Linked DNA regions of Mus musculus: region 2 is linked to region 1. The links are chromatin loops, found by intact Hi-C in ENCODE. Cell type or tissue: heart. All regions are shown on one strand. Each heading gives the region's core, and the rest is flanking DNA. Links, peaks and the distances in the headings are about the cores only. Region 1 overlaps Ryr2 (ryanodine receptor 2, cardiac). Region 2 overlaps Ryr2 (ryanodine receptor 2, cardiac).

The links. A loop is a pair of places that touch in the nucleus more often than their neighbours do. Peaks named below come from ENCODE experiments on the same cell type or tissue, not always from the same donor. Only the 100,000 strongest peaks of a DNase experiment are listed, where the experiment ranks them.
Region 2: it touches region 1 in a loop (2.0-fold over the local background); 2 of 42 quality-filtered maps call a loop at or near these places.

Annotation. Positions count from the first base shown.
Region 1 is chr13:11,869,665-11,880,398 of GRCm38, forward strand. It overlaps Ryr2 (ryanodine receptor 2, cardiac), which reads right to left. Exons shown (of 105, transcript NM_023868.2): 8 at 9,811-9,923. Among named protein-coding and RNA genes, the nearest start is that of Ryr2, 230 kb to the right of the region's middle. In heart, for the core only: a CTCF peak has its summit at 5,386 (motif pointing left); no DNase peak of the experiment used is centred there.
Region 2 is chr13:11,995,986-12,006,719 of GRCm38, forward strand. The region is part of intron 1 of Ryr2 (ryanodine receptor 2, cardiac); the gene reads right to left. Among named protein-coding and RNA genes, the nearest start is that of Ryr2, 110 kb to the right of the region's middle. In heart, for the core only: no CTCF peak of the experiment used is centred there; a DNase peak (open chromatin) is centred at 6,066; H3K27ac peaks cover 813 bases.

The DNA.
Region 1 (10,734 bases), core at 1,378-9,377:
GATCTCTCCCCAAAACCCATACTTGGCTGGCTTTGTTAGTCAGCCTAGGACCACCTACCATGGGAATGGTGCTGTCCATGGTGGGCTAGGCCCTCCTATATCAATTCCAAATCAAGGCAATCCTCCATAGACAAGCCTGCATGCCAATATGTTCTGGGAAACCTCTCAAATGAGACTCCTTCCTCAGGTGATTCTAGGCCGTGTTGAGTTGACAGGAAAAGCCAACTAGAACACTCTGTGTATCATAGACATTTTTCAGGTTTACCCAAACAGTGATTGACATCCCAGCAATCAGGAAACACACAAATGAATAACAAATTCACTGAAAAAAATATGTATAGGAAGAAATTTTGTCTTAGGACTTATTTATAGATAGAATAGTGTTAAAGTGGATGCCTGCAACTATCATTCACTCTCCTACATATAATATTAGGATAGTTTATTGACAAGCAATGATGTGAATAGAGCCCTTCAGCTGTTGGCTGCAATTTGATATCAGAGCCAGTAGATGGTGATAACAACTCTCAGCAACAATTTCACTCTTTCTCTTAAACCAAAACCACTGGGTAAAGAAATTGTAATTCATATATACTTGAGAATTTTAGTTGTCCATGATGAAGAATTATATTATGGTATCTGCATGAAAACGGATCAGTATGAAGGAGAGCTGAGACAGACTGGAAGACAAACATGTTATGTTTTCTCTGAAAGGCAAACATGTGCACTGAAAGATGGGATGCATCCATGCATACGTACATGTATGTGCACATACAGGGTATGAGAGAGGAGGGAAAAATCTAGAAGGAGGGAAGAGAAATGAACAATAATATAGGAATACTCTTCATGGGAGCAGAAGGAGGGAGGTAGAGAGGAGGAGGGGTCAACAAGTGGAGAGGCGGGATTGGGGCAGATGCAAATAGACGAATAACTAAGTATAAAACATCTGATATCTGTGTATGAAAGAAAATGTCACAATGAGATCCATTTCTTTGTATGCTAACCAAAATCAATTACAAGAGACTCTTGAAGCTGACCGTGTAAAATATGCATCTCAGCCTCATCAATGACTGCACCAATCAATAGATTCAAAGTTTCCCAGGAGATCATTGGGTTTACTAATCATTTCTCCCCCTCTCTAAAACCCCAGCTGTCACTTGCCTTCATGAAATCCCTGAGTCCCCTTAGGGTCACCATTCCTATGTCCAGTCCCCCCTGAGACTCCTTTCCTAACTTACTTTTCTTTCTTCTGATGTGGAAACATTTTCAGTGCTAACAGATCAGCCCTATCCCATCTGCTCCATCAATACGAACAGTATGTTTTCCATGGTGAATAGCACACAACACGGTTCTTTGATTCATTTCCTTTTCCCCTTTAAGCTGCCTGATACAGGCTCACAGGGGTGTCTCTCACCATCCAGAGAGCTTGCTACTCAATAAATGATGAAAAGATGCCAGTCAGACCTTTAAGATCAAAACGGCAAAGCCTTTATCAACAATTCTTATTCACTGCTTTTTGTAAGTGTTTGTCGTCTGTTTGGATGCATAGGTGAACACTCATGTGTTAGAGGCCAGACACTTGTTGGATGTCTTCTTCAGGTGCTTTTCCATGTCATGTTTTTGAGACAAGGTCTCTCACTGAACCTAGCCCTTACCAATTTGATTAGCTGGCTGGCAGGGAGCGCCAGGAACCTTCGTACCTCCACCTCCAGCTCTGGAGCTGCAGGCACATATCCCTGTACCTGGCTGTCTCTGTAGTTGCTGAAGATTGGGGCTTAGGTCCTCTTGCTTGCACAGCAAATACTTTAATCAGTGAGCCATCTCCCCAGTCCCCAATAATATCTGAGTTATTTCTATGTCAGTGGCTTAGTAAACAGAATTTTACACACACACACACACACACATACACTTGAAAAAATATATACATAGTTGATATATATATATGTATATACATATACATATATATATATATATATATATATACGAAAACCATATATAGTTCACCAAATCTTCTGATAAGAATTCGCAAACTAAAGCTTATATTTTATTTTTGCTGTAAACCAAGTGAAAGTTCATACATGGTCATGACAAACAGATATTCATCTGTTAATTCATCACGAAGTCATTCAATGTGTTGTCTAAAACATTGTGCTAAATATTATCAGAAAAACCTTCTGACCCCAAGGGTGCTTGGAATCCTATAGGAGGAGATAAGTAAGCAACATAAAACACCGTGGATTATCTTAATGTGTAAAGTATATTAAAATGCTTTTAAATTTGATTATCAAAAGAGAACATTTCCAACCAAACAGCTGGTACAGCCTTCCATGCAGAGCCTGAAGGGGACACATTGATTCCATGGGGAGAGATGGGAGTTCCCATGACAAAGGCTTTATAAGGAAGGAGTAAGATTACATGGCCTGACCCAACTATTTGGGATACAGTGTCTCTAAGTAAGTAGATACAAACTTCATATTTATACATGTATAATATAACATCAATGGTTGGACTAAAAATGTTTTAAAGATAATAAAAATTTTATAAGCCAGTTTGGATTTTTCATTCTAACATATCAGGCTGCTTGGCAGGGTTGTAGGCTAGATCCTTAAAAATACCTCTGATTATGGCCAAGAAATGACTGCAATCTAAGGGTAGAGTCATGAGAATACAAAGAGCAGTGCAGAATCTTTGAAGCTTAGGACACATACTGAGGGAGTTAAGGACAGACAGACAAAGGCTGGTGCCAGATCAAGGAGCTCAAACTTGAAGCAGCCAGGAGCAACTACAGCCAAAATGGGGAACGGGTGACTTGGAGAACTGAAATGTGATCCTTAGGTTACATCCAAACGCAAAGAAGAATCACACACAGGAGAGAGGGGAGGGGACTGTTAGAAGTGTGGTCTGTTAGAAGGAGTCCTAACTATGTCCTTAAGAATGTACTGAAGCCATAAGGAGTTATTTAAGTAAAACCTACTCTTCCAAAGAAACCATCTCAGTGTGCATTGCCTCCTGAAATCATCTACTTAGTTTTGCTGCTTAAAAACAGCAAACTAGAAATCTGAGTAGGAACAGTGCCAAGTCAGGACCGTTGCTATTAAATATTCAGAAGGCAGCAACAGTCCAATTACTGAAACCAAGATGAGTAGTAGTCCTTAAAGCAAAGGTGTTGGGTAGCAGAGAGTGAAAGCAAAACTAGCCTTAAGCTCAACAATACAGCCACCAGGGCACCCACTTGCAAGATGGCAGTGTTAAGTCACAGGAAAGCCACAATGTCAGGACTCAGGGCACCTGGCTGCAATAAAGTCTCACCTTTAACCTAATGTTAATTACTTCAGCCTTTATTAGTTGTTTTCTTTAATGTGTGTGTGTGTGTGTGTGTGTGTGTGTGTGTGTGTGTGTGTATGTGTGTGAGTGACCTACAGAGGTCAGAAAAACATGTTGAATCCTCTGGAATGGAGCTGTAGATGGTGGTGAGATTAGGAATTGAACCTGGATCTTCTACAAGATCAACGGTGATCCAAATCACTGAGCCATCTCTCCAGTCTGTGACTTTTCTCCCATGTGTTCTGGAAGATAGACCTCAGGTCCTTATGCCTGCTCTGCAAGCCACTTACCCACTGATCCATCTATCTTAGCCCATGAATTTTAACCTTTAAAATACAGAACAATCAGTTGAGCAGTTTGTCAAAAGAAATAATAAAAAATAAAGTTTTCCAATTTAGGAGCAGTAAAGTAGGGGCCCATAAAAATTGTGGACCCTAAAACTATGAGTGAATATAATATTATATGACAGAAACTCAAAATCACAGAGGCCTAAGTGCCCCGCAGCTCTCCTGGGATCTTAACCCAAGGCCCATAGAGCTAGGTAACTCATGACCCTTTAATTTCCTTTCTAATCCTGTGGATTTATTTGTTGCATCCCCAAAGCTGCTTGTGACAGCAGGTCGGGATTCTTTATCAGATTGCCAGAAGATTCCATGGCCCCAACATTTTTCTAAGATTCTCTGTATTCAGTCCTTGTCTGAAGCAGTTTTTCATTCGTTTATTTATCTCTTATTAAATGTCAGGCATTTGGGCCCTAGTGATACAGCATTCCAAATAAATTAGCATCCAGGGACAAGAAACACAAATAAACAAGCTATCTTAACCCTCGGGCTGCAGCTTCTTCTTTGGAAAAAAGAAGAAGAAAAGATAAATGGGAGACAAAGACATGGATGCTTCTTTAAATGTAATATTCGATGGCTTCCTCACCTGAGCCATAGGAACAGAAAAGGGGGCTCAAGGTAAATTAATAAAATGTAAACAAAGGGACTGGGCCTAATGATTCATTGGCAGGGCATGTGCTTAGATTGTTCCCCAAACTGAACTGGCTGTCATCATAAATTACTCATAAATTATTAAGGATGCCTGCCTTCCATTGATGTATGTATGCAGTTTTAGAAAATTCCAGCAACTTGTTATTCAGTAAAAATACCTTTCTCACTTAAAAGTCCAAGATAAGGACCACAGAGGTAAATCATCAGGAGGGTAAAAGCCCAGGAGCCAGGCTGGAAGATACGAGTTCAGACCTTTCTGCTACCATCAACATCTTATTTCTAACTCTCTGGAAATAACATGCATTAGTTGTTTGTTTGTTACTGATAAAATATTAAGCTAGGGCTAGAGACATAACTCAGAGGGTAAAGATGTCTGTCAACAAGAGTGGTGACCCAAGTTCAATTCCTAGACTCCACATGGTGGAAGGACAGAGCTCACTCCTGAAGGTTGTCCTCTGACCTCTGTGTGCATGCTATGAACCTGGGTGCCACCGGGAGCAGCAAGGGCTCTTTACCACTGAGCAATCGCTCCAGATCCTTGACGATTTATTTTAAATCAGTTGTTGGGCTATGGTTTTATGAATCCTAAGATCTTTGTAGGTCTACAAGTGACCTGGAAGACAGAAAATCAGCATTTCCAGAGTGCAAAAAAGTAAGTCACAGATGGGAAGTTTCTATGCAGATCAGGGAAGTTTTACAACTGATACATTAAAAATGAAGTTTCATGTGACTTATCCTGTCTTAATCCATCTGAAGTGGATTCTAAGTCAGGAACACCCGTTTGTCCTGATCTCACTATACTAAGACTTTTTTTTCTCTCTTACATATAAGCTGCTTTGGAAAAAGCCTGCTTAAAAGACAAATTGTCTAATAGAAGCACAGAAAAGCCCTTCTGGCTAGTCCTGGAAAGATTAGGATATCATTTCATATTAGAACAGCAAACAGCAAAAGTAAAGAAAGACAGTATTGTGTGAATAGTTTACAACTATTTTTACAGCCAAGACTCCTTGGAATTGCCCTGTGTCCAACCTGTAAAGTTGACAGGCTGGAGGTCCCTGACCACAGCGCCCTCTTCTGTCTGGAAGGTGCTTATGCAGATGGGAGGGAAGAAAATTATCTGGCCATCAATTAATTCATCACTACAAAAGGCTGCCAGCCCCATTAGTATTCCAAATGTAAAATTGGATTAACCTTAAATGATCTTAGGGGTGGAAGAAAAGTAGCTCACAGTCATGGACCAGAAAAGAAACAGTCAAAGGCTAGAGTTTTCATTTCCTATGGCCACTTTTAACCAATGCATTTTGAAACAAAAGTTTTAATTATTTATTTCTTTAGTCATGTCAGCATCTCAGAATACAGACAGACCTTGCTTTCATACAATAGATCTCTATTTAAGGCTCTCTGTAATAGTCCTCCTCTTGAGACCAGGTTTGCCTTCCTTAAGCTAAATACTGGTCGCTTATTTAACATTGTACATAGGCACAGACTTCTCAAACAAACAATGGGAGCTACTCACTACGCAAGGGCAGGTGATCTTACTTGGATTTCAGCATTTGATTCTCCTCATGCCCCTGTGTCAGCTGAACGATTCATAATTCCCATACTGCAGATGAAGAAACTGAGGACTCAAGGAACTATACATGGGGCTTGGGGATGTGGCCCAGCTAAGAGTACTAGTCTAGAATGTGCAAGACCTTGTGCCCAAATGCCAGTACAGCATAAAGCAGGCCCAATGCCACATCTGTAATCCTGACTTCACAGCCAGTTCAAAGCCAGCCTAGGTATTCAAAGCTCACTCACTACCTTCTTCTTTATTTTCATTCATTTTCTAAAAACATCGGCACTGAGTCCACCATATACACCCATGAACCTATCACCACAGTACTCAACAAGGGTGTCTGGCAGCATCAGCATCCTTCTCCCACCCAGTAATACTGATGGTCCTAGAACTGTTGGGAGGAAACCTTTCCTGGTGGAGCCTAGAAGGAGGAAGTTACATGACTGGGGCTGTGCCTTTGACAGCGAGGATCCTCATCTCTTCCCACTTCGGTCCTCACTGCCGTGAGGTGAGAAGGCTTGCTCCACCATCTCTCCCTGACATAATGCTCTGCCACACCACAGACCCATGGCAATGGGGTCTAGTGGCCACAGAATGGAACCTCTAAAACTCTGAGTCAAAACTAGTGTTCCCTTATTTTAAGTTAGCCTGTCTCGGGTACCTGTCACACTGGCAGAAAGCTATCCGCATGGTTTGGTTGCGGCATTACTTGTCTGAGAGAGGAAGCCATGGACAGTGTGTTCTTGGAGATTCCTTCTTTCTGTTCTATGCAGGGTTCTGTGGATATGAACAATAAAAGCACTGGCCTCATCGGCACATGAGAGTGGAACCCCAGCAACATGGCTTGCCGCTCTGGGAGCCTCTATAAGGGTTATCCAGAACTGAGTTTAGTAGCTAATGCCCATGAGCCTAGTACTCAACTCAAGAACTGAGGCAAAAAATAAAATAAAAAATAAAAAAAAAAAGGGTCACCATGAGTTTAAGGATATCTTGGCCTACACAATGAACACAAGGCCAGTGTTGACTATATAGTGTAAGACCAAGTCTCAAAATCACACATACACATACACACACACGTTTATATTTATATATAAAATAAATAAATACATTCATGCATTTATATATGTGCATTTCTATTATGTACCTTTTATATATTTTGTTTTGTATCTACTACAGTTTTTATATTATATCTAATATAAATTATTTATGTCTTATATCCCTAATATATTTTATATATGTAAAGGCTACTAGGGAAAGTGAAGTTTAGTACTTGGGCAGAATGCAGCTTGGAAACTAGTAGTAAATTTTAATGATTCAGGTTTGTTTATTTACAAAGGCTAGGAATTGCATGTGTCATTTTTTGTGACTTATTCCTGAAGTCTTTTATTACTCAATGAACACTCAATTGCCTTACCTCACTGCCTCTCACAATAAGGTCTGGACTCGGTGTTCCCATTACCACTAACCTTACATTATAAACAGCTAATCCAGAGGCCAGGGAGCCAGTTCTAGATCTGCACAGGTTGATAGCTGTAAATGCAATGTTAGAAGTCTAGTGCTTTGAGGTTCTGAATATTCCTATTTCTAATATCCGCTGATGGATAATGAAACTCCACTGTCAAATCAATTCTTCTACAAGGCATGAAATACAAGCTGGAAAACCACAACAGATAGGGACTGTCAGGTCCAAATCAAACGAAAACAGGTTTGCAGTGTTGTGCCGAAGGGGGCATGAGTTGTTTCTATGGCTGTTGGGTTCTCACCCCAGCTAAACTTGAAATGTCCACCTTCTAATCAGGGTACATCACCCTCATGGCACAGCTCTGGGACATGTAAGGGCCTTAATAATGTATACTTTAATAGGCTGCACAACCGCATGGCACTAGAAATTTACAAAGGGACAATGTGGACACAAAAGAGGAGCATGACTCCAGGCCTCCCACCACTATGCAGGGGCAGACTCACCAAACGGTGCCATTTTCCTGCCCATGACAGGAGGCCCTGTTAAGCCATCCCTGTCTCTAGCACCACCACTTTGTACCCAGGAAGCCAGGCCTTCTTCTAGGAACACTTGAAAATGAACTAAATTCGTTGGTACACTGGAAATGACTTTGTTACTGAGCGCACCCTGTTTCAGTCTTGGGTGTATGTGTGTGTGTTCATGTGCTTGAAAGTATGTATGCAGATGCATGTGTACATGTGTGTGTGTGTTCATGTGGAGGTCAGAGTCAACTTCAGAAGTCGTTCTTCAAATGCTATCTAGTTATTGGGATAGAGTCACACTGGCCTGAAGCTCACCAAGTAGGCTAGGTTCGCTGGCAAGCAAGCACCAAGAATCTGCCTGCCTCTGACCCACCATATTTGGGACAAGTGTGTTATCATGTCCTGCTTTTTTATACAGATTCTGGAATCTAAACTCATATCCTAATGTTTCCACACAAGTACTTGATCAACTGATTTGTTTCCCTAGCTTCTATTTCCATATTTACAAAGTAATAGGGCACCCTAAAAACTCTGATCTACAGTGTTAGAGATTCATTGCCTCTCACAGTAGGCTCTTTAATACAATGTTTATTTCACAGTGACCTACTCTGCCCCATCTTGCTTTCCATTATCATCTACTGATCCCTCTGGGATACTTTATGTAGGTATTCATGAAAAACTTTTAAAATGTTACTTTTTTCTGTTTCTCCTAGTTGTCACCAGCTCTCAAATTGACAGAGCTCAGAATTATCCAAGGGGATCCCAGCTGGGAATTGCCTTGGTCAGATGGGCCCATAATGTATCTGGGGGGCAGGACTGCTAATTGAGGTGGAAGGGGCCTAGCCCACTGTGGGCAGTGCCATCCCTACAAAGGTGATCCTGGCTCTGCATAAGAAAGCTGGTTTAGCAAGGAGCCAGTGGGGAGTAAGCCAGGAAGCACTTTTCCTCTGTGGTTTCTACTTTCTTGACTTGACCTCTAAGATGAAGTAAACCTTTTCCTCCTCAAGTCGTTTTGGCTATGGTGTTTATCTCAGCAATGGAAAAGCAAGATAGAATAACGTCTCATTAGTGGTTCGATCTTTAGAGAGTAGTTCAGTAGTAGAGTATATTTCAGTAGTAGAGGGTTTGCCTAGCATACACAAGGAGCTGGGCTGAATACTCAATCCTGCAAAAGAGAAATGTAATGTTTAGCTGAGCGTGCTGGTGACAGTCCACCATGCCAGCAGTGGAAGATAAGGTAGATGAGCTCAAGGCTGGTCTGCTCTACACAGTGAGACCCTCTCTCAAAACAAACAAATAAATAAAATTACAAAAAGAGCCAAAAAGGATTGTATATATTGACCTTTTCATGGATTTTATTCTTCTGTGAACTTCTGTACATAATTATTCTTTAGATTAGAAAAACTACAACCTATTGAATATATTAAATCCATAGTTGCCTTATCATAAAAAACTAAAAAGTACATCCAACGACTAACTAACATCTTAATGTTCCTACTCTTAGCTACTACTCTTTGAATTGAGGCAGTGCCATTAACAGAAGAGCTTATAAAGGTATCTCTCACACAATTATCACACTTATCAAAATATGGAGAAAGAACCCACTTGATACAACTTTTACATGAGGCACAAAACAAAGACCACAGAACTTGAAATCCCCATCAGACTCGTTTACATTCTATTAATAAAAGAATCCAAGAACAGGCACCATCAGCCTCATGAATATGCATATCAAGGTCTGGAGGGAAGCCTGCTCAAACAGACCCAGGGAGCCATCTCCCCGTAAGGCCACAGACATCTCCCTCTCTTCTCAGGAGTTATTTATAGCTAGAGGCACAAGCCTTTATGAATTGTCTCCCTAGCTTTGCTTGCTCATAAGCACATTTCCTACCAAGCATCACTTCATCTCCCGCTCTCAGCAGAGCATCAAGCATGAAGCCATGTCCCCACACTTACCAAGTACCTTTCTGAGGACACGCTGACCAAGATGAGATCATCTCCAACACGCACTTTTTCTCCTTCTGATCTCTGCTTAGAGGCAGGATGTATGGTCCACCAGCAAGCCTCCCCTGCGAATTATAGAATTAAAACATGGAGAAAACCCAGTTAATTGAAGATCCATTCCCTCTCCAGATGACGCCACTCAAGGGACGTTCAGAAATACATGACTTCATGCAAATTAATCTCTTGGATCGTGGAAATGAGAAGAACTCAGCCAAACTCACTTAGGGTAGGACATACTGAAATACAACCTTTCTCTTAATGGGAAGTGGGTGTGCCGGTTTGGTATCTTTTCCCCAATAAAAACTGCTGAAAGGGAACATGTATTTGCATATGTTAATACAGGCCTAGAAGTTCCAGTTAGCCAGAGTGATTTCATTCCCTAAACAATCTTATTAAAAAATTAATATGCAGTTATGTGATTTTCATCAAAAGAAATTGATGTTTTCTATTGGGGTAGTTGCAGTGCACGTGTTCTTTTGTTGATTCAAACAAATGACACAAAGGATTGCTATCTTAAAAGCCTCATGACCATGTCTTTTCTGCTTTGCTTTATTTCCTTATATAATGCATTAGTTCCTATTAATCTGGACTCTTAGTACGGAGAGCTGTACTATAAGAGCTGATATACATTAAAACAAATCCATCTAAGGTAAGTCAAACAGCATCAAAAAGCACACATACATCTGCTTTCCTTAGTCCCATCACCCCAACCAGAAGCAGCCAGGGCGGCCTATCCACAGTCCCTGTGAAGTCCCTAGCCCATGGTGGTCTCTAACAATGCCAGTTGTGTTCTGATGGTCCCTTCATCTCCAATCATCGTTCTCTTCCCCTACCAAGCTCCACTGTTGTTCCTTGTTTTGAGCATTTTTTCATTTT
Region 2 (10,734 bases), core at 1,149-9,148, 130 kb after region 1:
GCTCAGCGGGTAAGAGCACCCGACTGCTCTTCCGAAGGTCAGGAGTTCAAATCCCAGCAACCACATGGTGGCTCACAACCATCCGTAACGAGATCTGACTCCCTCTTCTGGAGTGTCTGAAGACAGCTACAGTGTACTTACATATAATAAATAAATAATCTTTAAAAAAAAAAAAAAAAAAAAAAAAAAAAAAAAAAAAAAAAAAAGAAAAGAAATGTCCAGGCAATCCGGAAACTCATGCCACTTTGCAATGGGCTTTGGATTTGGAAGAATCCAGAACACATCTGATTCACTCTTGTCATCATGCTTAGATCCCAAATAATATCAAATAACTTAACTGCATACATTATCTAGAATACTATCCTGCTTACTGGTGACTATTTGTTCCATGATGAGTCTGAGGCATGCTTACAAGAAGCAAAAGAAAAATGAAGAAAACTAAATCTCCCTCAGCCATATTCTCTGTGTCTATGCTGAAGACCTTAGATGAGGGTACATGACCTCCTGCAGCCTCCCTACCTCTCTTGAATTTGGATATTATGAATGTTTCTCGTGATCTTCTGGCTCCTGGCTAAGGGAAGTGCCCAAGGCCAGATAGCCTGTGTGACGGCACATTAAAAACTGTTAAACAATTTTGTTCAGGGACTACATAGGTTCTTCAATGAGCGATACATGGGGTCACCTCATGGCTCTGTCTGTGCATGTCACCTATCCTTGACTAAACCACATGACTCTCCTAAATGTTGTCTCCTTACACAATTATCCAGAAACTGCGTTCTACCCACCTCACTGCAGGGGGTAATACTGCATAGAAATCAAGGCAGGTATCATCATGGCTAATTAGGGATTTGAAAAAAACTACTCATTTACACTTATGGGACCTGACCCAAAATGCAGCAAACATTGTTCAGCTAGAACAACTGCAGCAATAATCAGAGGACTTCTATCACCTGCTTTCTTCTTGACAAAGTACCATGATCTGATATGGTGAACTGTTAATTAAGGGACTTTTGTTTTATATCAACATCTGTCAATAAGAATGATGAATGCTCAGCTTCCATGTTGTCCAATACAATGTTATTCTTCTCATTAGTTTTAGCATATATACGGGGGTGTGAGCCTATGCATGCAAGTAAAATCCAAAAGAGAACATATATAGCCTCTTTTTTCACTTTCCAATTATTCCTTGGAGTCACTGTCTGAACCTGGCCCTCGTGTTTTCCCAACTAGGCAGGAAAGCAGAAAACCCTACTGATCCTTCTGACTTCATGCCCTCATTTCAGGCAAGCGCAGGATGCCTGGCTTATAACATGGGTGATGAGATACAAACTCCATTCTTCGTGGTACACAGCAAGTACCATCTGCTGATGCCCCTGTTTTCATCCCCCCCTAAAGCTAGTCTCTGGACTGAACCATGACACTTGATGGTACTTTTCCTTTATATAGTCTCAATCAGAACTCACAGTTGACAACAAGGCCATTCTGCAGCCAGAGAAATGCTTTACAGTCAACAGTTCACTCTCCTTGCTAAGTCTGCTGAATAGTTTTGTTTGACAAAAATCTAACAGCTCTGGGGATGGACAGATGGCTCAATGGTTTCGAGATCACACTGTACTTGCAGAGAACCCAAAGTTGGATCCTAGCAACCACATCAGGTGGCTCACAACTGCCTTTCATTCCAATTTCTGTAGATATGATGCTCTTTCTAGCCTCCATACGTGCCTACTCTCATATGTGCTATACCTGTACAGAGAGATACACACATACACATAATTAAAAAATAAAACAAATCTTTAAAATATCTGATAGATGTAAGACTCAATGCAATCCCAACCAAACCCGTTTCTATTAAAACACAAAAATTTTTAAAAATTGCCAACCAGCAAAAAATATAATTTTGAAAATACACTTTCTGATTTTAAAACATACACTTAATGGTAATCAAGATCATGTGATGCTAAGTGAGATACAGATATAGAAAGACAAAGGGAACAGAAAAGAGGCTCAGAAAGACATGCTTCATCAGGGAAAGAAAGATTTTCAAACAGTGCTAGGGAAACATTATCTGTTTACTAAATGATAAAGCCATGTCTTTCCTTATATCACATGAACATTAGCTCAAAGCAGACTAAAACTAAAACCAAACAGAAGAAATGTAACTCAAAACTTCTCTGTTGATCAAGGAAATCAGAATGTAAAGGAACTTACAGGAGAAAATATTAGCATATCATGTCACTAAGTTTAACATCCAAAATGCATAAGGAACAGATAGCCTAGTTTTAACATGGTCAAAGGACATGAATTGACAATTCCCTGAAGAAGATACATAAGTGACTAATGTTGTGGTTTCTTGTAAAATGTCTCTCACCAGCACAAGTGGAGTCTGGCTAGAGGAAACAGGTCACTGGGGAGGTGAGTCTTAAAGTTCTATAGCCTAGTCCCACTTCCTGTTGTCACTCTACTCTCTGACTATGGCTGCAATGTGACAAGCTGCCTCATTCTCCTGTGGCATGCCTTTCCTATCATGATAAATTGTGTTCCTTTCTGAATCATAAGCCAAAATAAATCCTTCCCCCCTTAAACTGCTTCTTGACAGGTAGTGATCAAAGCAATGAGTAAAATAAGCAATAGTGCGTTGCATATATGAGGAGATGCTCAGCCTGATCCTGTGAGGATGAAAACTCAATACCCCAATGAGTTCTCATCTAGCAGTTATCAGATAGGCAGCACCAGAAGAACAGAAAACAAGTCTTTCAGGAAGCTCTGGGAAAATGTTCGTCCATGTTTGATGGAAAGAGAAAGTAGTAGCCATTATGGAAATTGTGGCAGTGATTCAGAAAGCTAACAATAGCATTGGGATGGAATTCAACAACCTCACTTCCAGGCTGTCTTCTTGGTTTATTCTACTCTAGAAACTAAAGACAATGACAACAAACAAAGATTTCTCATAGATATGGAAGCTGGGGAGCCAAAACCAGGAGCCAGATAGTCAGGGTCTGGTGAAGAGATCTTCCAGACTAGAGATCACTGCCATCTCACCGTGTCTTCCAATGACAGAAATAGCTAGTTCTGATCCTTTCTTCATAGAGATACTAACTTCATTAATGAGGGTTCTACCTTTAGGATATGATTATCTCCTCAAGGCTTCAAATCCCATCACTTTGATTACTGTATTTCAACATGGGAATTTTTGAGTAGCCTATGCAATCCATAACATAGATACATACATATTCACAAACATTCAAAGCAGGATCCAAAGAAATATTTACATCTATTCCCGTAGGATTATTCCTTATACCCAAAGGGTAAAAGCAATCCATGTGGCACACGCAAAAACATACATGCACACATGCATGTATATATGCACAAGTACACACATAAAAACATGCATGTGTGCATATACATGAACATGTGCACATATACCTAGGCACACTCATGAGTGAACATGCATGCACATGCATGGAAATATACATGGACAGACATGTGCATGCTCAAATGAACATGCACACACAAGAATATTATTATGCTTGTTTAAAAGAAGGGAGTTTTGTTACAATAGATGCTATGACATAAATTAATCTCTAAGAATAAGCAAAATGTATATGTGATCTTGCAAAGGGGAACAAAGCTAGAGGCAAGAGATGCAGAACACGGGTGGCAAGGAGTTCAGGGATGTGACACGAAGTCACAGTGAGGTGGGTCAGTCAAGAAAGAACAATCCAGGTATGGTTCCAGTTTACTCAGAGTATGTGAAAAAGTCAAAAATCAGCAAGTAGAAAGGTGGCAGCCAGCTGCCAGATGTGGAAGACAAGGGGGATTGGTATTTTAGGACCCTCAATTTTGCAGAAAGGGGAAAGTTCTAGATCTCTGGTGTCCAACAAATTTAGTGATATCTCAATGTAGAAAGAAAAGAGACAGCAGACCAATACTTTATTTTTTAAAATTCTGAGGGTGAGGAGATGGCCCAATGTTAAAGCAGTTGTCATACAACTCCTCTTTGGAGCCCCAAAGCATATGAATACCATGTGAGTGCAGTGGTCCGGCTGTAATTCTAACTGTGAAAGGCAGGGACAAGATCCCAGAGAAAGCTGGCTAGCAAAACTAGGACGTTCTAGGTTTGATTGCCAGGTCCTGTCTCAGTGAATAAAGTAGAAAAACCGTTGAGGATAACTCTTCTCATCAACCTGGGGCCTCTGTGTGCATACACACATGCTTGCGTGTATCTGCAGGCATATAAACATGTGCATTCATACCACACATGCACACACAAAACTGGAAAAGAAAAAAATCTAAAGTAGTCACTATTAGGTCAACAAAACATTGATGCAAAACAGCCTCCCTAAATCGTCACCTAAGAACTGTTTCCATGTAATGTTAATTACCAAAATTTAGTGAACAAAGATGGCAAGTACAGGGATAAAACTTCTCTGTGTAGTGATTCATTTAGCAATCCTATGAGTTGCATCAAGAATCATTATCCTTGTCTTATATAGGACTTGAAGCTTAGCACATCAAACCCTGTCAAGAGCCCAATGAATCCAAGTCTACATTGCAGGTAGTTATGTAATGAAGTAGCTAGAACCTACCAATTACACACTGATGTAGATGGGAGAACAAAACCCCAACGGACAGCACCTAATCCAGTTATGTGTTTGTGTTGCTGTGATAGAGCACTCAGAACAAAAGCTTGAGGAAAGGGGTTTCCTGGGCTTACAGATCAGAGTCCATCATCCAGGGAAGCCAGCGCAGGAACTCAAAGTAGGAGCTTACAGAAGAAACCATGGAGAAATGCTGTTTGCTGGCTTGCTCCCCCTTGATCGTTCAGCTCCCTTTCTTACACAGCTCAGGTCCACCTTCCCAGGGATGGCTCTGTCTACTGGGCTAAGCTTTCACACATCAATCATGAATCAAGAAAACACCCCAAAGACGTGCCCACAGGCTAATCTGGGTGAGGCACTACCTCATTTGAGATTCCCTCTTCTCAAGGTCTGTGTTAAGTTGACCAAAACTAAGACACCACTTTTTCCTAATTCAACAAAACGCAACAACAACACAGCAATGTTAGCAACTGCACAGAAGCACATAGTGTCCACTCCCTACCCACACCACAGATGATCTACTATACCTACCAAAGATGGAGAGTCCCTCCTGTCTCTCTGTCCTTTTGACCCAAGTTTATAACGAAATGCTAGAACACTGACCTTGAGATACTATATAGCTGAAATGAACACATTTTCTGACCTTCCCTAGCAACAGTATACCAGGTGGTCATGGTCGCAGTCAAGGTCATGGCCACAGTCACGGTCATGGTCATGGTCCTTCCTCACAAACAAAATTTCTAGAGCAATGTCAGCTTTCTCCTCTGAGCCTTATGCTTAACATAATCGCATCAGCAGCCACACAACTTTAACAACCTGGAGAATAAATTCAAGTCTAAGAAGAGAGCGGCAGCTAGGAAGATAGCTCAGTTGGTAAAGTGCTTGTCAGATGAACGTAAGGACTTGAGTTTGATCCCGGGGACCTGTATTTAACAGTTGAATACAGTGGGACATAGTTATAATCCTACACTGGGAGGTAAAAATGGGAATATAGTGACTGGCTCAAGCAAGTGAGTAATCCTGACCCCCCCCCCCAAAATGTATACGGCATCCAAGGTTGTCTCCTGACCTTCATATAGGTAAACACACATATGTGAAGAAAATGAAACAAGAAAGAGGAGGACACCATTTAGAACTATGCACAATGAGTCAAACTACATAGTAGTTTAAGACAATCATAATTCAAAGGCAAACTATAACTAACACTTCAAATATTGGGGCAGGGCTATAATAGATGTAGTCTGGAGGGAGAGATCTTTGCGTTCTTAAAATAATGCCCAAGTCTCTCAGGCCATCATCAGGCCAGAACACGGTATGACGTTGCTGCCATCTGCTTACTGTCCAGAGAGCAATTTCAGGATTGGAAAGTTATGTGACTCTCTCCCCACTGGGCTTTTACTGCAGCTCTAATCTGAATGTGGGAAGTGGTGGAGGGGGAGGGGGGCTGGCTGGTGATCTCCTTAATCACTCTGAGAACTCAACTCGGCAAGTGCCAGGCTGCAGCCAAGACAGCCTCTCACTTGGGGAATTGGCAGAGAGTTGATCCCCCTTTGCCTGTGAATGCCTATACAGAGCTCTTCCACCCTCCAAAGGTCCTCTTCCAGAAACTCTGCAGTGGAAGGATGCATAGCCTGCACAGACAAGCCCTGGGGAGGCCTCTCCAAGTGGGCAGCTTCCTCTGCTAACTACCAGCTCTGCAGCAGCCTGACACAAATATATCTGGCTGCTGAGGACCTACTGCAGCCTCCAACTCCAGTCACAGCCACAGGGAAAGTAAGTCAGGTTTTTTTTTTTTTTTTCCTTTAAGGCTCTTCTCTGTATTCTACAGTAAATCAAAATGATGGGGTTTCTGGGGACATGAGGGAAGGACAGCCTGTACTTGGCTTCACAAAGATGGGGCCACTTATACAAGCAGGTCTTGCTCTGTCTCTGTTACCCCATTAGGAAGAAGGCTCACCACAATTACCCAGGAGACATTGTTTTGAATCTTGGCAATCCAAGTGGCAGAAACACAGTTGTTAAATCAAGGAATCTGGCCCCAAACTATAAAAGATTGACACCTTACCATTACAATATAAGCCACTTCAATACTTGGTCCCACAAGTTTGTTGGGTGGAGCTAAAGTGAAGTCCCCAGAGGGAGAGTAAAATGTAGAATCATCATTATTACCATAATGACTTAAGTCTTTGCCAAGGGTAATAGTTCATCTGTGAATGGAACACAAAAAGGAGGAAAAAGATAAACATTTCCCCAGCTCCTTATGATGAATCCCTCCAAGACAAGCTCCCATGGAGAGGCAGGTTGTGGGGTCTACTTTTAGGGGACTTCAGATCCCAAGAACTGTAATGAGCTGCTAGACTGCAGACGTTCAAGGACCGGAACAGCAGCCCTGTGACCCTTGAAGCTGAAATATTTAGGACCCCAGACCCAAAGACTTGTTTGTCAATGAACTATTGACAACCAGGACCTCAAGCCAAGAACAGGGCACAGGGGCTGCACTGCAACCTGCAAGAGAAGAGCTGCCCAGGAGGCATGCTGCAGCCTAACTGGTGTGTGTACCAAAGCACAGAAGCCTGCTGCCTAGAGATGCCTGTTGGAGTCTGCAAGCCTGGGATCTATACCTCTAGAGTGTCCCCTCCCTCTCCCTCTCCCTCCCTCTCCCTCTCCCTCTCCCTCTCCCTCTCCCTCTCCCTCTCCCTCTCCCTCTCCCTCTCCCTCTCCCTCTCCCTCATTCTCCCAGACAATCAGACCTTGTCAATGGCCTAGAAACTTCTGGGGCACTAGTCAGAAACAGTCAGTCTACCCTGAGAGTTCATACCTTCACACTACCACTTTCTGTCTGACCGGAAGAGCAACAAAAGAATCTAAGACCCTCATTTTGAGTCCAAGCAAGCCAGCCCAAAAACCATTGGACAGGTAATGATGCTAGAAATAGAGGTAGATGAAGCCAACTACACAGAATAAAGACAAAGAACTCTGGTTTAGATTGCGGTGTGAGAGAATGGTTTAGTCAGCAAGACAATTGTCATACAATCTCACGGACCAGTGTTCAAACCCAAAGTGGCTTTGAATCATCCCTATGTGGAATTCAGGTGTACTATATATCTATAACTCCAGCACTAATGTTGGGGAGAGGCCTGGAACTTGGGGAGTTCACTGGTCAGCATTCTAGTCTAGTTGGGAGCTCCAGGTTCAGTGAAGAAAAAATAAGGTAGAGAATTTTTGAGAATGAGACCCAACATTAACCTTTGGCTTCCACACGCATACATGGACAACATAAACACACTTTTTGTAAATAAAGTTTTGTAAAATACATCAAGATCTCAAGGCCTTCTGATTGTATGATGTTAACTATGCCTGTCTAACAACCCTTGTACCAGGACTGAAATCCTTCAATGAAACCAGAGAGAAGAAGAAAGCAGCATAACTTTCAGTAAGATCACAGAAGGTTCTGGAAGGAAAAGGACAGAAGGAAGGAAGGAAGGAAGGGAGGGAGGGAGGGAGGGAGGGAGGGAGGGAGGGAGGGAGGGAGGAGCAAGCAAACAAATGTACTTATCATAACTGAAAACTGTCTAAGTATCACCATGTGGTAAATAGTAACATACAACACAGGGCTGCAGACTCTGTAGATGAACAAACGCACCACTGTTGACACACAGTACCTCAGTGAAGGCTGGAGCTTGACATTATATAAGTTTTGAATAAAAGCAGACCACATAAGCACCACTTTTGTCAAAGATGATTTATTCTGCCAAGAACATATGAGTCCTGCAACTGTGCCTATTATTTATCAAAAGAACAAGTTATGTAATTCTCTGAGAAAGAAATGCATTCTTGATTAAATTAAGCTTTAATGGCAGTTATTTATGGTTCCTGGAAAGTCCATCTTTTCTTTTCTTGTAAACTATATTCCATAATTTGAGCAAACCTGAAAGTTGCATGGTGAGCAGCGGGCACAGCAGAGTCAGCATCTTCACGTCTCTTAATTGGGCAAGGGCAGGAGCTACGATCCTCCTGAGGCAGCAGACACAAGAACCACTTTTCCTATGTTTCCTCATGCCTGCAACCTCATCTGTTCCTACATCTATCTTTATGGCCCCCAAGTCTAGCTTAGACATAGTCTTTTCCACAATAGGGTCCCCGCAGCCAAGGTACCTGCCAGGGCCAGCAAGTGCATAGGACCAACCCCAAACTTCAGTGACCTTCCCTGCACCTACCTACCTACCCCCACTGCCCCCACACCGCCACCCATCCACCCACCGAGTGCCACACTCTGATGTGAAGTTCTCCAAGAAAACAGCATTGGGATAGAAAGCTTCCTACTGCAACATACGGTCAATCCTCATCAATTTAACTGCAAGCTTTTACAGTGCAGGGATCCTCATCCTTTAGGTCCTTAGGGCTTTGGATTTCTAAACTGCTAACTCATCCAGGAGTTAAGATGCAGTAGAAAGTTGTCTTCAGCTGTGGGATAAACTCAAAGACTTATGGAAACTTTCAGTAGTATCGGCTGACCTCATTAAAAATCCTTCTCCCCTTTGGCCCCAATTCAGTAGGGTTTGGCAAAAACAAAATGGAGATGTGAGGTGGAACAAAGAAAGAGCCAGAGCATTACATCTGCGTTCAAGAAGGTCACTGAGAGGCTATTTAGCTGTCCCCACGTCTGATTCATTTCTTTCACCACTATGACATTTTTGCTCTGAATTCTCCACAACTCGTTGTGCTTCACATCCTTCACCTTCACTGCCAGTAAGTCCCTTTTTGCTAACCCGATTCTGTCATAGTAACATCCAAATACACGTTCTGTCCTTGGTGTCCTCAGCGGCTCTAAGCCCACACCTTTCCTAAACCCGTATCTGGAGGCCACCTGTGCATGCCAAGGGGCAACTAACTCCAGAGAACTGGTCACAGTTCTCTGCCCACAGGCTGGCTTCTTGTGTCTTGCCCCACACTTGGGAATGTGAGCCACCCCTCATTTCCTCTTCCCCCATCCAACCCTGTAGCATATCTTATCCAGTCTGTTTCCACACTTGGGAGGCTCAGGAGAATTCTGAGTTTGAGGCTCTCCTGGGATACATAACAGAGAACTCTAGAGTAGGACCCTATCTCAAGACAAAAACTCAAAAGGAGGAGGAGGTGGGGAGAAGAGGAAGAGGACAGATGAGACGAAGTAGGCTGTGCCTGCTACTCAAAGCTGTCTGCAACCAGACTACAATTCAGCTTAATGAGCACCAAGAGCCGGTTGTGGTACGCCATGGTTTGGTTGGCCAGATTCTAGCCCTGCTCCTTCTTGACTCAATCATGGCATTAAAAACCTCAACAAATCAGGAAAATACGGATTTAAATGTAATTCTCTCCCTAGTGATCCTTCTGCTTAGACCACACTGTAACCACACCTCCCAGTTTTCAGCCCCTCAGCACACAGAACCCTCTTTGCATCTATGTTCCGTGTTACTAGACCTGTCCTTCTGTCTGGCAGCTGCTGTGCAGGGTCACTTCTGGGTGGCCTCTCCTGGGTTGGCTGCAGCACACCAGAGCCAGCTTAGATGATGTACATGCATCTGACCATCCAACTTGACTGCAATACAGAAAGTGCCTGCCCTGATACACTTCAGGGAGCTCTGACATCTGTTCTGCCTTAGACCGTGACAAGAACTTCTGAAGGTCTTCCAAACCTTCTGAATACAAAGAACGAACTGGAGAAACCACAAGCCCAATCTAATCCTAGCGTCAGGATCCTGGCTTCAGAAGACATCATAACGACAAAGGCAGAGGTCAACCAATGTAATTAGCTTCATCAAGAGACAGAAGTTTAATGAACCTTCGCCCAATCTGTTCCAACAGTGTCTCTTAATATTTGAAGCATTTCTAAAGATGAATGAAGGCAGCATCAAGACCATGGTCTTGTAACTTCTCTGGACAGTCAAGCAGCACAGATAAAGTATGCGATGAAGAACAAGGACCACTCTAAAATACATCACACTTGCAATAGCTATAATATCAGTCAGGAGAGATACAGCGCAGAAATAGGCTCAGAAACATCCATACCACAAAGACGGTGGTGGGAAAGTACAGCGTCCAGTGGGTGATTCAAGGGCAGCAGGTGAGAAGTACTTTGAAGGTATTAAAGATATCT